Regions from separate parts of the Homo sapiens genome. Here region 2 is linked to region 1. The links are chromatin loops, found by intact Hi-C in ENCODE. Cell type or tissue: spleen. All regions are shown on one strand.

Region 1 (8,000 bases):
GAATCCAGTTCCGTATCTCACTGCCTTTGCAGTGTTAGGCAAGTCATATTACTTCTCGGGGCCTCAGTTTCCTCAGTGTAAAGGAGGAAATAACAGCTTCCATGTTTAAGGATGGGGTGCTTGTCCATGAGATAAATGCAGGTGAAGCAATTAGCAAGGCATCAGACACAGAGATAGTGCGTAGAAGGTGTCAGTTCTTACTACTAATAATTTACTACGAATAACTATGACATAATGCTTACTATTAATAACGTGTGTCTTATACATATTGCTTTTCATGTTTATTATTAACAATCCTTGTAACTAATGCAGTGCCCCGTTACCCAGCAAGAATTCTATAGTAATAAGTGTTCCGAAACTACATATTCCTCACTCTACCAGGCTCCTGGCTGTGCCTCTGCCCCACACCCTCCTTTCCCCTCTGCCCTGGGACCTGCTTTTTAAAAGCACATTTGAACAGAGCCGTTTTAAAACAGAGAGCTACTGTATTCTGATTTCCTCTCTGGCCCAGAGTAAAACATGCTTGATAAAGAGATATTATTTTAAGGGAAATGAGGCTAAACACACTTTTAGTGAGTTGAAAAACAATCAATTTAAAACCAATTAAGGTAATTAAAGAAAATGCCCAGTGAATTAACGCTCAGATTAAAAATAACAAGGCTAATGAAAAACAACGCTTTCATTGAGTTCCCCAATTAACAAATCACATTATTATTTTGAACTTGCTGTTCATTTCAACTCAGTAAAAGTGAAATTTTCTTTTAATAAGCTTCATGTCTGTGCTTAGGCAAATACTTTCTATATATGTTAATATTTTGTGTATGTGCTCATATGAAAAATACTAAATTGTTTGCTTTGCCAAGAAGCCGAAAGAAATAACTAGGGCAGTGGTAATGGTTAGCACTCTGGTCTCTGAATCCAGTAACTAGGGTGTCTCTCTTGATAAATCCCAGGTATATGATAGGGACTCAACAAAGAGTTACTGAATTAATGAATGGGTATTCACATTTTCTAAGATATCAACCTGGGAAGGGAGGCGAATCAGGGGAAACTGAAGATAAAAGTAGAAAACAAATGTTTTATTTGAACTGCGGTGGGTTTAGAAAACCCAAAAGTAACCAACATTTAAAAATCAGGAGGTGAGCTGGGCGCGGTGACTCACACCTGTAATCCCAGCACTTTGGGAGGCTGAGGTGGGCGAATCACAAGGTCAGGAGTTCGAGACCAGCCTGGCCAATATGGGGAAACCCTGTCTCTACTAAAAATACAAAAAATTAGCTGGGCGTGGTGGCGGACGCCTGTAATCCCAGCTATTTGAGAGGCTGAGGCAGGAGAATCTCTTAACCCAGGAGACAGAGGAGGTTGCAGTGAGCCGAGATCGCGCCACTGCACTCTAGCCCGGATAATAGTGCAAGACTCCGTCTCAAAAAAAAAAAAAAAAAAAATCAAGAGGTGTTGCTTAAACATCTAGATTTCCAGCATCTCTTGATAGCACAGAAGCTCTAGAAACAATGGGCCTGTGTTTCTATACAGCAACTGTCCCTGGCGTTACTAACAGCGGCTTCCTTGATCAGAGCAAGGGCTCCTAGGGGCTCCTGCGTTTGCCTCCAGCCCTACTCCTCACTTCCATAGTGACAGAGAGGGGCAATTGCTATGTTCTTTATGCTTGCACCTCTTCAGAGAAATAGTTCTCTGGACTGTTTTTATCTCAAGTGGGCAAATTTTTGAAAGCCTCATTACTTTTCTTATATTTGCCTGCTTTATTTATTTACATACCTGGTTGGCCCTAGAGGTGTTTGAGATAAATGTGACCTCCCATCTACTCGCCTATACAATCATGAAAGAGGTAATGAATCAAAGCCATGTAATATAATCAGATGCTAAACTGATGCTGCAATTTAATCCAATTTAGTGTTCCACAAGCTCACAAAAATGTTCAGATCGGGAGGGATGTTTGATGTTCAGTCCAATGACCTTATTTTACAAATGAGGGCCCAGAAGCCCAGAGAAGGGGAGTGACTTACCCACGGTCACACAGCGAGTTAATGGCAAGGCTTGAGTCAGGACCTGAGGCTCCTGGTGCCAGTGTGGAGTCAGGGCCACCAGACTCCACAGGTCATGGAGGTTATACAGGTGGCATGTCCTCTGAAAATGTGCTCAGCTGACGTGACATCTGGTAAGGGAGGCTGGCTGAAATCTAGTCCTTGCCCCTTTGGCATCTGGCTCAGAGCTGCTTCAGCTGAAGGAAGCCGCCTTTTCTTAATTAGCAATAAAGATGTTATGAGGACTCAGGCGAGCCTGCGTGGTGTAGTTTTCATAAAGGAAAAAGTAATAAAACAGGGTTTTTGAGTCAAAGAGATCTAGGTTTGAATCTCGGCGTGTCCCCTTATTCGTAGTGACATCTTAAGCAAGTCACAATATATCTGGGTCTCAGTTTCTCTGTAAAAATGGGGCCAAGCACAGTGGCTCACACCTGTAATCCCAGCACTTTGGGAGGCTAAGGTGGGAGAATTGCTTGAGGCCAGGAGTTCAAGACCAGCCTGGGCAACACAGCGACACCCCATCTCTACAAAAAAAAAAAGGCAGAAAGAAAAAGTGGTGTTGGGCCTGTAGTCCCAGCTACTCTAGAGACTGAGGCAGGAGGGTGGCTTCAGCCCAGGGGTTCACTGCTGCGGTGTGACCATGCCACTGCACTCTACCCTGGGTGACAGAGACCCCATCTCTTTAATTAAAAATTATATATATACATACATACCTATATACACGCACACACACACTATTAAAATTATGTTCACCTATTTCTTTTTACTTTTTAAAATGTGCCTACTAGAAAATGTGTAATTATACATGTGGCTCTCTCTAGAGTTCCAGGGACAGCACTCCCATGGCTGGGGGTAGGGGATGAAAATAATGCCTAACCCACAGAGCTGTTGTGCCCAGTCCAAAGCTGGTGACATAATAGGTGCTCAGTAGAAGCCCCATTGTTACAGAGTCACAGAGATGGGTTCCAGCACCTTTTAGTTTTCAGTCTCCTAACGTGCCTACGGTGCTCTCAAAAAAACGTGGCAAGAATAACCCCACTCTCCCAGCAGCAGCATGTCGTAGGGAGAAGAGACCTACGGGCAGCCAGTCGGCTTTGGCAAAATGCAATTCACCATCAACAGCCCTGACACCCAGAATTTGAGGGTTAGGAGAGTGCACCTTGATTGTTGGGGGCCTTGGAATTCTACTCAAAGTCATTTCTGGGTGGCTACAACATCCCCAAGCTTAGATGCCTCTTGGCTTGCTTGTGGAAGCCTGTGTGCCCTGTACGGTGAGAGGGAGAAACCAAGATTCTCTTTGAGCTTTCTGTGGCTCCTCTTCCAACTGGGAAACCTTAATAAGACTCAGTCTCCACCTCTATGTGGTGAGAAGAATGGTATCTTCCCTACTGACCTCTCTAGGTCAAGTGATATGTTGCTTTTGAAAGTTCTTGGAAAAGTTTAGAGAGCAACTCAAAAAGTAAGAGTTAATTCTTGTCGTTGTTTCCAAAGAAATACATCTTCAGTGTGGAAAATACCCGTGAGAAAAAAAAAAAGAGAATTAAAATCCTTCTTAATCTCACCACTTTTGTAATGATTATTTAGTGTCTCATTACTCAACGTAGGATAAGCTGGGAACCCGTTAGAAATGCAGAATCGCAGATCCTGCCTATATTAGTTTTCTCAGGCTGCCTTGATAACAAAATGCCATAGACTGGGGGGGCCTTAAACAACAGATGTTTTTTTCACAGTTCTGGAGGCTGCAGGTACAAGATCAAGGTGCTAGCAGGGTTGGTTTCTGGTACAGCTTCTCTCCTTGGCCTGCAGATGGCAGCCTTCTTTGTGTATCCTCGTGTGTCCTTTCTTCTGTACCTGGGTACATGACACTCCTGATATTTCTTTCTCCTCTTATAAGGACACCAGGCCTATCAGATTAGGGCCCCACCGTATCACCTCATTTAACTTTAATTACCTCTTTAAAGATCCTATCTCCAAATAGAATTGCATTGAGGGTTAGGGTTAAGGTTTCAACATATGAATTGGGACAGGGTGAACACAATTCAGTCCGTAACGCAGCCCGAGACTCACTCTATCAGAATCTTTATTTTGACCAGATCCCCAGTGATTCATATGCACATTAAAGTCTGAGGCACACTGGTTTTAGTGTACAGTCTTCCAGTCTTGCTTTTTTATATATGTTTTTACATATGTGCCAAAATAAAACCATAAGTACTGTATTCTAAGCTATTTTGTTCAGCAGTATAATATTTAGCATATGTTATCAACAGTATCCTGTGTCATTTAGTATTACTCAGCCACATCCTATGTGATGACCACAGCATATTCCATTATACAGATGTATCTTAATGTTCCTAATTACTTCCTTATGGTTAGGTATTTATACGGTTTTCAGTTTTTCACCATTATAAGAAACACTGTAATGAACATCCTTGAAGCAACATTATTTGTGTACAGCCATATCTATCCTAAGAAAAAAAATTGAACTGAACCTTTTTTTTTCTGGCCCCTTAGGAGGCCCTCGCCAAGCTCAGTCTCCTCAGCCCCAGAGATCTGGAAGCCCCTCCCAACAGAGGCTCTCCCCACAAGGCCAGCAGCCCCTGAGCCCCCAGTCCGGATCTCCACAGCAGCAAAGGTCACCAGGCTCTCCGCAGCTATCCCGGGCATCCAGTGGCAGCTCCCCAAACCAGGCCTCCAAGCCAGGTGCCACCCTCGCCTCACAGCCCCGGCCCCCTGTGCAGGGCCGTAGTACCTCCCAGCAGGGTGAAGAGTCCAAGAAGCCAGCACCACCCCATCCGCATCTCAAGTAAGTGCTTTGGGAATTGGAAAAGGTATAGGATAGAGCTGGGGTGTAGGCAGAGCTTGGCTGATTCAGGGTTAGGGACTTGGAGACAAAGGAAGACCCAACGAGGCCTTGCCTAGACTTCAAATAGGTAAAAACAGGACTAGAGGACAGAATTTGCTGGGGAGGCCCAACAAGGTGAGAGTATAGATTAGACACCACCGTGACCCTCCGTGTATACACATACCAGCCATTTACCAGCTATTGTTTGCTGCATAACAAACAACCCCAAAACTTAGTGGCTGAAGAAAACAATCATTCTCTTTGTTCATAATTTTTTGGTTCAGCTGTTTGTTCTGAGTTTAGCTCAGCTGGGAGGTTCTTCTGCTGGTGTCTCCTATAGAGTTACAGAATAAAACATAGGATACCCAGTTAGATTCACATTTCAGATAAAAAACAGATAATTGTGAGTATAATTATGCCCCAAACATTGCATGGAATATACTTACACTAAAAAAAAAGTCTTAGCTTTTTATCTGAAATGCACATTTATCTACACATTTTTATTCGCTAAATCTGGCAACTCTACTTTCCTGGGATCACTCATACGACTGCAGTCATCTGGCAGCTTCACTGAGGCTGGATGGTCCAAGAAGGCCTCACACACACATCTGGTTGTTGGTGCTAGCTGTCAGCTGGGCCTCTTTCTCTCCATGGGGTCTCATCCTCCCCAAGGCTAAGCCGAGCTTTCTTACATGGTAGAACTGCTTTTAAAAAGGGAGAAAGTACAAGCTGCAAGGCCTCTTGAGGCCCAGCCTTGGGAGTTATGAAATGTTATTTTATCACACGCTTTTAGTCAAAGCAAGTCACAGGGCCAAACCCACATTCAAGAGGTAGGAAATAAATTTTTGGTAGGAGGAGCCATGAAGTCACATCTCAAAAGGGCAGGCTACAGGGACAAGAGGAATCATTGCAGTCATTTTTGTAAGCCATCCATCACAATACACATATACATCCTGTTTCCTCTCAGGCCCATCTCTTGGTTTGTCCTAAAGAGAGGTCCCAAGTAACTGATCTTTGGAAAGCTCTACCTTCTTTCAAGGCCAAATGTTGATCATCACAGTTCACAGCTAACAGCTATTGTCCACTTACTATGTGCCAAGCACTTTACTTACTTGGGTTTTTTTTAAGTTCTCACAAGCTTAGGAGTTAATAACTATTTCTTATCCCCATTGTACAGACGAGTAAGCAAAGAAAAGATTAAATAACTTGCCAAAGTTTCCAGTTAATAACTAGAAGAGCTGGGATTAGACCCACGACATCCAGTCCAGGGATCATGCTAACAACTATTTTTTTGAATAGGTAATATATTCACATAGTTCAAAGATCTAAAAGGTATCAGGCCAGGTGTGGTGGCTCATGCCTGTAATCCCAACACTTTGGGAGGCCAAGGTGGGTGGATCCCACCTGAGGTCAGGGGTTTGAGACCAGCCTGGCCAACATGGTGAAACCCCATCTCTACTAAAAATACAAAAATTAGCTGGGCGTGCTGGTGCACGCCTGTAGTCCCAGCTACTCAGGAGGCTGAGGCAGGAGAATCGCTTGAACCTGAGAGGCTGAGGTTGCAGTGAGCTGAGATGGCGCCATTGCACTCCAGCCTGGGCAACAAAGTGAGACTCCATCTCAATAAATAAATAAATAAATAAATAAATAAATAAATCAAAGATGTATGTTGAAAAGCCTCGTTCCCGCCCCATTCTCATCCAACGCTTTGCTACCCCCATCCCCAGAAATGACTTTTGTTAGTTCCTATGTGTCCTTTCAGTGCTTCCTTATGCAAATAAAAAATATTTGCATAAATAAATAATAAAATTGTTCAGATCCTCGCCCTCATTTTCTCACACACACAGGAGTATTCACTATCAACACCATTCTGCTCACTGCTTTTCATGTTTAATAATAAATCCTGGGCTGGATGCGATGGCTCATGCCTGTAATCCCAACACTTTGGGAGGTGGAGGGGGGCGGATCACAAGGTCAGGAGATCGAGACCATCCTGGCTAACACAGTGAAACCCCATCTCTCCTAAAAATACAAAAAATTAGCCAGGCGCGGCAGCGTGCGCCTGTAGTCCCAGCTGCTAGGGAGGCTGAGGCAGGAGAATGGCGTGAACCCAGGAGGCGGAGCTTGCAGTGAGCTGAGATCGTGCCACTGCACTCCAGCCTGGGTGACAGAGCAAGACTCCATCTCGAAAAAAAAAAAAATCCTGGAGCACCGAGTTTCTTCGAATTTTATTTTTTATGGCTGTATAGTATTCCGCTGTACCATTGTACTATAATTTATCTAACTAATCCATCACAAATAGAAACTTGGTTTGATCTTACAAATAATGCTGCAATTAATAAATCTGAACATATACTTTCATAGTTGCAAGACTCACTCTAGAGAAAATAACCTGACATGATATTGTTAGATCAAAGGATAAATGTATTTTTAGTTTGACAGACACTAGCAAATGGCCCTCCTGGCAATATGGAATAGCAGTTGACAGCACAGACTCTAGAGTCAGACTGCCTGGGTTCAAATCCTAGCTCCACCACTTAAAAACTACACAACCTCAGATAAGTTGCCTAACCTCGCTGTGCTTCAATTTCCTCACATGTGGAATGGGGACAATAACCGCACAGGGTTATTATAAGGATTGCAATGAGTTTATGCACAGTTGGTGCTTAGAATGCTGCTGCCACTACAGAGGCTTATCTGCATACAGCCTGTCACCACATAAGGAGATCAGCCAACTAATCACAGGACAGACAGGGGCTCTGGGCCTTAAACCAGGTTTGGTCACTGACCTTACAGTGTTCTAGCTAAAAACACATAAATTTCCTGACTTACTGCTTTAAAGAACTTGGTTCAATTCAAGTCAGCAGGTATTTACTGAATTTACCTACTCTGTGCCTTGTTCTAGATAAGACTCTCTGAGGGGTAATAAGCAAGGAGTAAAAGACAGTCCCTGCGTTGAAGTCCCCAGTTTTTGTTTTGTTTTTTTTTTTGAGATGGAGTCTCACTGTCGCCCAGGCTAGAGTGCAGTGGCGCCATCTCGGCTCACTGCAAGCTCCGCCTCAAGGATTCATGCCATTCTCCTGCCTCAGCCTCCCGCGTAGCTGGGACTACAGGCG
Region 2 (8,000 bases), 680 kb before region 1:
CATAAGAAAAAAAAAAACCTCAAACAGCGCTATTAAAAAGTAAGCAAAGGACACAAAGAGATATTTTTAAAAAGAAGACATACAAGCGGCTGACAAATATATTAAAAAATGCTCAACATCACGATCATCAGATAAATGCAAATTAAAACCACAATGAGATAATGAGATACCATCTCACACCAGTCAGAATGGCTATTATCAGAAAGTCAAAAAACAACATGTTGGGAAAGATGTGGAGAAAAGGGAATATTTATACACTGTTGGTGGGAATATAACTTAGTATGACCTTTATGGAAAACAGCATGGAAATTTTTCAAAGAACTAAAAGTCTATCATTCAATTCAGCAATCCCACTACTGGGTATATACCCAAAGGGAAACAAATCATTATATCAAAAAGAGACTGGCACTAGTGTGTTTATCACAGCACTATTCACAATAGCAAAGGTATGGAATTAACCTAAGTGTCCATCTACGGAGGACTGGATGAAGACAATGTTCTATATACATGTATCTCACATTCCATGTAGTATAGTATTTTAGATACGTGTGTGTGTGTGTGTGTGTGTGTGTGTGTGTGTGTGTGTCACGGTGTATATATATACTATAAAAGTTTGGAGGGTGGGAGGGAGGTGAGGGTTGAAAAATCACCTACTGGGTACAATATTCACTATTCTGGTGAATATTCTAAAAATTCTAAGAATTCTGGTGAATCACTAACAGCCCAGACTTCACCACTATGCAATATACACATGTAGGAAATCAGTACTTGTGCCCCCTAAATATCTGAAAATAAAAATTTAATAAAAGAGGAGTTTGAGGCTGCAGCGAACTATGATCATGATACTGCACTCCAGCCCAGGTGGCAGAGTGAGACTCTGTCTCAGATATATATACATTTTATGTCATAGCTTGCAGATGTCTTAAAAGTGTCTTTCCTTAAAGATGTCTTTCAAAGAGCAAAGACTCTTAATCTTTATACAATTCAATTCATTAGTATTTTTCTCTTAATACGTTGTACTTGTTATATTTTTAAAAATTATTTTCCTAATCAATGTCTTTCTCCTGTTCCCCCCACCCACCACACCGCTCTGGAGGTTACATATTTTTGCTTTTACATTTAGGTTTATGATCCGCTTCAAACTAATTTTTGTATGCACATGTGGTTTGAGCTGAGGGTCAATGTCAATGTTTTATATAGATATAAAAATTTTCTCTTTTTGTTGCACAGCCTTTTGTTGAAGATCATTTGACCACATTTTAGTGGGTCTGTTTCTGGACTCTATTATGTGGCATTGATCCATATGTCTGTTTATATACCAATTCCATACTGATTTGATTGCTATAGAGTTATAGTCAATTTTGATATCAGTTCTACCACTTATTTTTTAATTGCTTTGCTATTCTAGGCCTTTTATATTTACATAACAATTTTAGGATTAGATTATCAGTGCCTCTGAAAAGCCTTTTGGGCTTTTGATTGGGAGTGCATTGAATATATAGATTCATTTGAGGAGAATTGACAACTTTACAAAATTGAGACTCCCATTTTAGAAATATTGTATGTATCTTCATTTATTTAGAACTTCTTTAAGTTCTCTCAACAGTACTCTGTATTTATAGTAGGGCTATTATACTTCTTTTATTAAATTAATCCTAAGTAAATTTACATTTATGTTTTTGGTGCTAGTATAAATGAAATTAATTTTTAATTTCATTTACCATTTTTTTATTTCTAGAAGATAAGACAATTGAGTTTTATTAACCTTATATTCTGCAAATTTAATAAATTCACTTTTTAACTCTAGTAATTATTTTTATAATTTATTTGAATTTTATATATAAACAATCACATTTTCTGTAAATGAAGACAGTTTTCCTTCCTTTCAAACATTTGTGCTCTTTGTTTTATTTTATGTATCTTTGCCTTACTGCACTGCTGGAACCTCTTATACAAAATCGAATACAAGTTATAAGAGCAGGTATCCTTGCTTTGTTTCCACTCTTGTGGGAAATATTTAATATTTCACCATTAATTATGTTGGCAGTGGGATTTTTGTAGCTCTTCTTTAATAGATTCCTTCTCTTACTATTTTTCTGAGTTTTGTTTCCATGAAAGTGTATTTGCATTTTCTCAAATGTTTTTCTCTGTATCTGTTGAATAATCAAAAGTGCTTTTTTTCTGTTAATATATTGAATTAATTGATTAATTTTCAAATGTTAATCTAACATGGAATTTCTGGGAAAACCACATCATGGGGAATTATCAGTTTTACACATTATGCTAGTATGTTGTATGTATGTATTTTTTTACATTATGCTAGTCATGAGTAGTTCATTTTGCTAGTTAAGGACTTTTGAGTGTAAAGCCATGAGGCATAGTGGCCTGTAATTCTCTTTTCTCTTCTTTTTTCATCCTTTCTCACCCTCCTCCCTCTTTTCCTCCTCTTCTTCTTTCTACTTTTTTTATTCCTCCTCCTTATTCTTCGTTTCCTCTCTCCCTCTCTCTTCCTCATCCTTTTGCTCTTTCATTTATAATATTCTTATTAGTATTTACTCTTATTGTTATGGAGATCCCAAAGTTGAATGAAGTAACTGTTCCCTCTTCCCTATTTTGCGAAAAATTTTATTTAAGGTGAATTTCCTTATTCATTTGCTGTTTGATATAATTTATCAGTGAAGCAATCTGGGCATAATGTTTTCTTAATAAAAATAATTTTTAATTACAAATTTTATTTTTAATAGACATATGTTTGTTTAGAATTTCTGTTTCATCTTGCATTGTTTTAGCTAATTGCTTTTAAAAATACATTTCCCCATTTCATTTAACTTACTAAATTGAATGCCATAAAGTTGTTCATGATATTTGCTTCATACCCTTTTGAAGTCTGCAGCATCTTTAGTGATAACTCTGCTTTCTTTCCTATATGTTATATGTACTCTTTTGTCTTCTATTGCCTAGTTTAGCTAGAAATTTATCAATTTCATTGATCTCTTCAAAGATACAATTTTTGGCTTTCTTATCTTTCTCCGTTGTTTCTCTCTTTTTCAGTTTGTTGATACCGGTTTTTATCCTTACGCTTTTTTTTTTTTTTAATTTACTTTGGGTTTACTCTGCTTTTCTTTTTCTGGTTCATAAAGGTGGTATGTTAAGAAATTAATTTTAGGCCAGGTGTGGTGGCTCACACCTGTAATCCCAGCACTTTGGGAGGCTGAGACGGGCGGACCACGAGGTCAGGAGATCGAGACCATCCTGGCTAACACGGTGAAACTCCGTCTCTACTAAAAATACAAAAACAAAATTAGTGGGACGTGGTGGCGGGCGCCTGTAGTCCCAGCTACTTGGGAGGCTGAGGCAGGAGAATAGCGTGAACCCGGGAGGCAGAGCTTGCAGTGAGCTGAGATCGCGCCACTGCACTCCAGCCTGGGCGACAGAGCAAGACTCCGTCTCAAAAAAAAAAAAAAAAGAAAAAAGAAAAAAGAAATTAATTTTAGGCACTACTTCTTTTTTAATAGAAGTGTAGAGTGTCATAAATATTTCTTTAAGCATTGCCTTAGCTGTATCATCTAGATTTTGATATATTTGCATTTTCATTTAATTCAAACAGTTTTCTGGTTTCTTTTTTGATTTCTTCTTTGACCCATACATTATTGTAAATCTATAATTTAATGTCAAATATTTGTGGTTTTCTTAGTTACCCTTTTGTTACTTGTGTCTAATTTAATTCTGCTGATGTCGGATAAGTATTCTGGGTAATTTCAATCTTTTAATTTAATAAAACTTATTTTATGACCCCAAATATAGCCAATAATGATAAATATAATATAAAATCTTAAAATTAATATGTATTCTGCAATTATTGGGTCGAGTTTTCTACAGATACCAGTTAGTTCAGAATAGTTCATAATGTTCAGATCGTTTCTCTGCTTACCATTTTACCAGTTGCTGAGTGAGGAATGCCCAAATGTCTTACTCTAATTATGGAGTTGTCAACTTACCCCTTTTGGAGATATATAGTTATTATATTTAAGAGCATCTGTTTGAAAGAAGGGTATTTTTCTATACTAAAAGTAACCAATTTAAATCTTGATTGAGATATGACGGTTCTAATAACTTGATACAGGCACATATACTACACCACTTCCTGATAAATGCTTGAACACAGATTTTAAAAAATAAATAGTTGGTTAATTTATTCCTTTAATGTATTATCCCCTTAGCAAGCTGAAAAACCTTGGGCAACTTTAGGGTGTTGACAGGGTAGTTAAAATATCGGAGCAATGAGTTGTCTAGAGATTTGGGGAATAGCAGATGGTTAAGACTCTGGGCTGAGAGTCAAGAGAAGCACTCTTTCTATCAACCTAGGTGTAATGCTGACTGGTCTGGCAAAAGTCACTCCTTCACTCTGGCTCTCTATTCCCCTTTCTGTAAGATTACGCAGTTGGAATATGGAAGTTTAGGAGTCTTCCAGCACTATCATTCCGTGTCCCTGGCATCTCAAGAATGTGGCCTGCAGGGTGGGGCTTGAGAAGAGGCCAGAGAAGAAGCAACAAACCAAACTTTGTCTACTTCCAAGGCCCAGTTTTGACCCTTAATCTTAGTAGAGACTGCAAGAAGTGGATGGACAGAAGTTCTTAACATTCAATGTCAACTTCTCTTAATATCTATACTAAAAATATTTCATATAACCCAGACATTAGGCTCAGAAGAGACTAAAATCCAAAATTTAATCAATTGAATAAACTCTCCATCTCTAAACCTTGAAAATCAAATTGATGGGATAGGAAAATGACAGCTAAAAAAAACTTGGCAAATGACCTTCTGTCCTTAAGTCTGGATATCTGAGGAATGACTAAGAGTTCATGCCGTGCAAGTCTCAGGTAAGTTTATATGTTAAGGACGATTGCAATAAAATAAGCCATTTATCTTTGTTTAGAACTCTTTTCAAAGCACTTTCTTCTGCAATTAATTTATGCCCATAACAACCCCAGGAAACAATTTCACCATAACTTTGGACAAAGAAACATATTTCATTTAGCTATACCATAGATTTTGAAACAGAAGAAGTCAAATTGGGGCCAATTCTCTTTTAGTCTTTATGTAAATAACTGTGAATTATAAAAAGTAAGTATAAAAATTTATGACATGAATAATGCAGACAGTATAAAATTTATCATATTTTGTTAAATAATATATTGTTTTAATAATGTGACATCTATGTTTTTATATATATGTAAAATTATATATAAAATATAAACATATATAACATATAAAACATAATCTATAACATATTTAATATATATAACATATATAATATATAAAACATATATAATATATAAAACATTATATATAATATATAAAAACAATATATATAAAACATATGAACACATATATATATAAATTACTTTTTATAGTCTCACTCTGTCACCCAGGCTGGAGTGCAATGGCAAGATCTCAGCTCACTGTAACCTCTGCCTTCCGGGTTCAAGCAATTCTCATGCTTCAGCCTCCTGAGTAGCTGGGATTACAGGCATGCACCACCACACCTAGCTGATTTTTATATTTTTAGTAGAGATGGGGTTTCACTATGTTGCCCAGGCTGGTCTTGAACTTCTGGCCTCAAGTGATCTGCCCACCTCATGCCTGACCTCCCAAAGTGCTGGGATTACAGGCATGAGCCACCGTGCCCGGCCGACATCCATATTATGTTAACCAGATGTGTAATGCACTGTATAGCACATTAATGCATTCTGATTATCTTCCTGATTTCTTATATCTATCTCTGCTTCTTTCTTTATCACTCTACTCATATGTGATTTGCTGTGATGTTCCTATTTTATCATTTCTTCCTTTGATTTCTTTACTGTCTCTCTTTTTGCTTTTCTCAATATTCTTTGAATGGTTTCCTGCCCATTCGTTCCTTAAACTCTCTTGCTTTTTCACTGATTATAATATTTTTAAAAAGTAATAAAATGGGTTGTACTTAGTGATTTAGGTTAAAATATCCAGAAATTAACTAAACTATACTTTTTTCATTCCTTTGTCTACCCACACTCTTCTCTCTCAGTCTCTCCCTCTTTATTCTTTTTTCCTCATTGCATCCAGAGTATTACACACACACATACACATACACACACACACATCATAAACAGAATCAGAATAAAGTTATATGTGAAAAATAAAAACAAATAAAATGAAAAGTAGGACAATGGAAAAATTAAAATGCAACTTCAAAATGTTAATTTATTAGTTAATTGATCTTCGACAAAGATACCAAGAACACACATTGAGGAAAGTACAATTTCTTCAATAAATGGTGTTGGGAAAACTGATTATCCACACATGAAGAATGTAATTGGACTCTTATCTCACCCCATACACAAAAATCAGCTCAGAATGAATTAAGGTCTTAAATGTAAGACCTGAAACCGTAAAACCACTAGAAGAAAACAGAGAAAAAGCCTCTTGACATTAATCTGGGGAAAGATTTTTTGAATATGACCCCAAAAGCACAGGCCACAAAAGCAAAAATAGACAAATAGGGTTTCATCAAACTAAAAAGCTTATGCATAGTAAAGGAAATAATTAACAGGGCAAAGAGACAACCCATGGAATGGAAGAAAATATTTGTTAACTGTACATCTGATGAGAGGTTTATATCCAAACTATGTAAGAAATTCATACAATTCAATAGCAAGTAAACAACCAGATTTTTTTTTAAGGGGAGAAGAACTGAAAAGACATTTCTCAAACGAAGACACACAAATGGCCAACAGGTTTGTGAAAAAAATGCTCAGCATCACTAATCATCTGGGAAATGCAAATCAAAGCCACAGTGAGATGCCACCTCACACCTGGGATGGTGATTATGAAGAAAGTTCTTTTAATAGGCAGTGGTTCCAATAAAGCATCAAGGAGATTTGAGGGTTGAGTTAACACACAAGTGAGATATTCATCAAAACACCTTTCGGATGTCTCAGTTCCTTCACCTCTAAAAGGGCAAATAATAATTCCTTTTACTGATGATACTCTTAATGATATGTAAAACTCTTCCACAAAATTTTATGTAGTCACTGCACTTGCCTTTCATAAACAATAGATACTAAGATTAGTTTTTAAGGTAGTTTTCTTAAAATCAGAAGAGAAAATGAAAAGATTTCTAGTTTGACCCTTAATCCAGGGTTGGAAAATAAGAAGTATATTTAGATATGCTTAATGTTCAGTTTTCATATAAGAATCTTCAGAAAAATATTTCTGATTATGCTTGAAGTCATATAAGAGCCCAGTTCTAAAAGGTTTAAGGATTCAGTCTGTGTTGATACACTAGTGGGGAAAATCTATGATTAATGTGCTTAGTGAACACATCATAAGAAATATGTTTCCATGGTTGGTTCTGTTCAATTTTAAATTTTTATGATTTTAAATATTTTAGTTCCTGTAATGTATTTTGGACAAAGAAACATGGACGCTGAAAGGGCCACTCACCAATGCCTACATGACCCTTCTAGAAACCCTGTAGATTATGTTGTGGCACTCACAGAGTTACACTCATGTCTGTGCTCACCTTGCCAGCACCACTGGCCAACATTTCAACAGCACCTGTAACTCTGGGGGCAGAGTGGTATTATGGGTGAAACCACGGACTAGGAATCTGAGGTCTCCTTTTAGTTCTAAATTTATCTGATCTCACCACGAAGCCCCTTTGAAAACCAATGACATTATTTCAAACACAGGGATTCTTGAACCTGGTTGTGCATCAGACTGACCTATGGGCTTTGCTAAACAGGGACCTCATTAAACATGTTAGTTCCTGGGCGCACCGCTCCAGAGATTCTGATTCAGAAAAGCCAGAGAATAGCCAAGATGCGATTTTATTTTTACTGTCTCTGTCAATGGTTCTAATAATAAGTAAATTTAGGAACTGCTGTTTAAATTCTTTTTTAGTTGTAGCAGAATGTACTTTTTACATAACTGTATCTGTTTCCATCATCATATCCCAA

The links. A loop is a pair of places that touch in the nucleus more often than their neighbours do. Peaks named below come from ENCODE experiments on the same cell type or tissue, not always from the same donor. Only the 100,000 strongest peaks of a DNase experiment are listed, where the experiment ranks them.
Region 2: it touches region 1 in a loop (6-fold over the local background); 8 of 110 quality-filtered maps call a loop at or near these places.

The regions. Positions count from the first base shown.
Region 1 is chr22:32,514,888-32,522,887 of GRCh38, reverse strand. It overlaps SYN3 (synapsin III), which reads left to right. Exons shown (of 14, transcript NM_003490.4): 13 at 4,554-4,845. Among named protein-coding and RNA genes, the nearest start is that of FBXO7, 44 kb to the right of the region's middle. In spleen, no CTCF peak of the experiment used is centred here; a DNase peak (open chromatin) is centred at 4,728.
Region 2 is chr22:33,191,223-33,199,222 of GRCh38, reverse strand. It overlaps a transcript of LARGE1 not described here. Among named protein-coding and RNA genes, the nearest start is that of LARGE1-AS2, 31 kb to the right of the region's middle. In spleen, no CTCF peak of the experiment used is centred here; no DNase peak of the experiment used is centred here; H3K27me3 peaks cover 345 bases.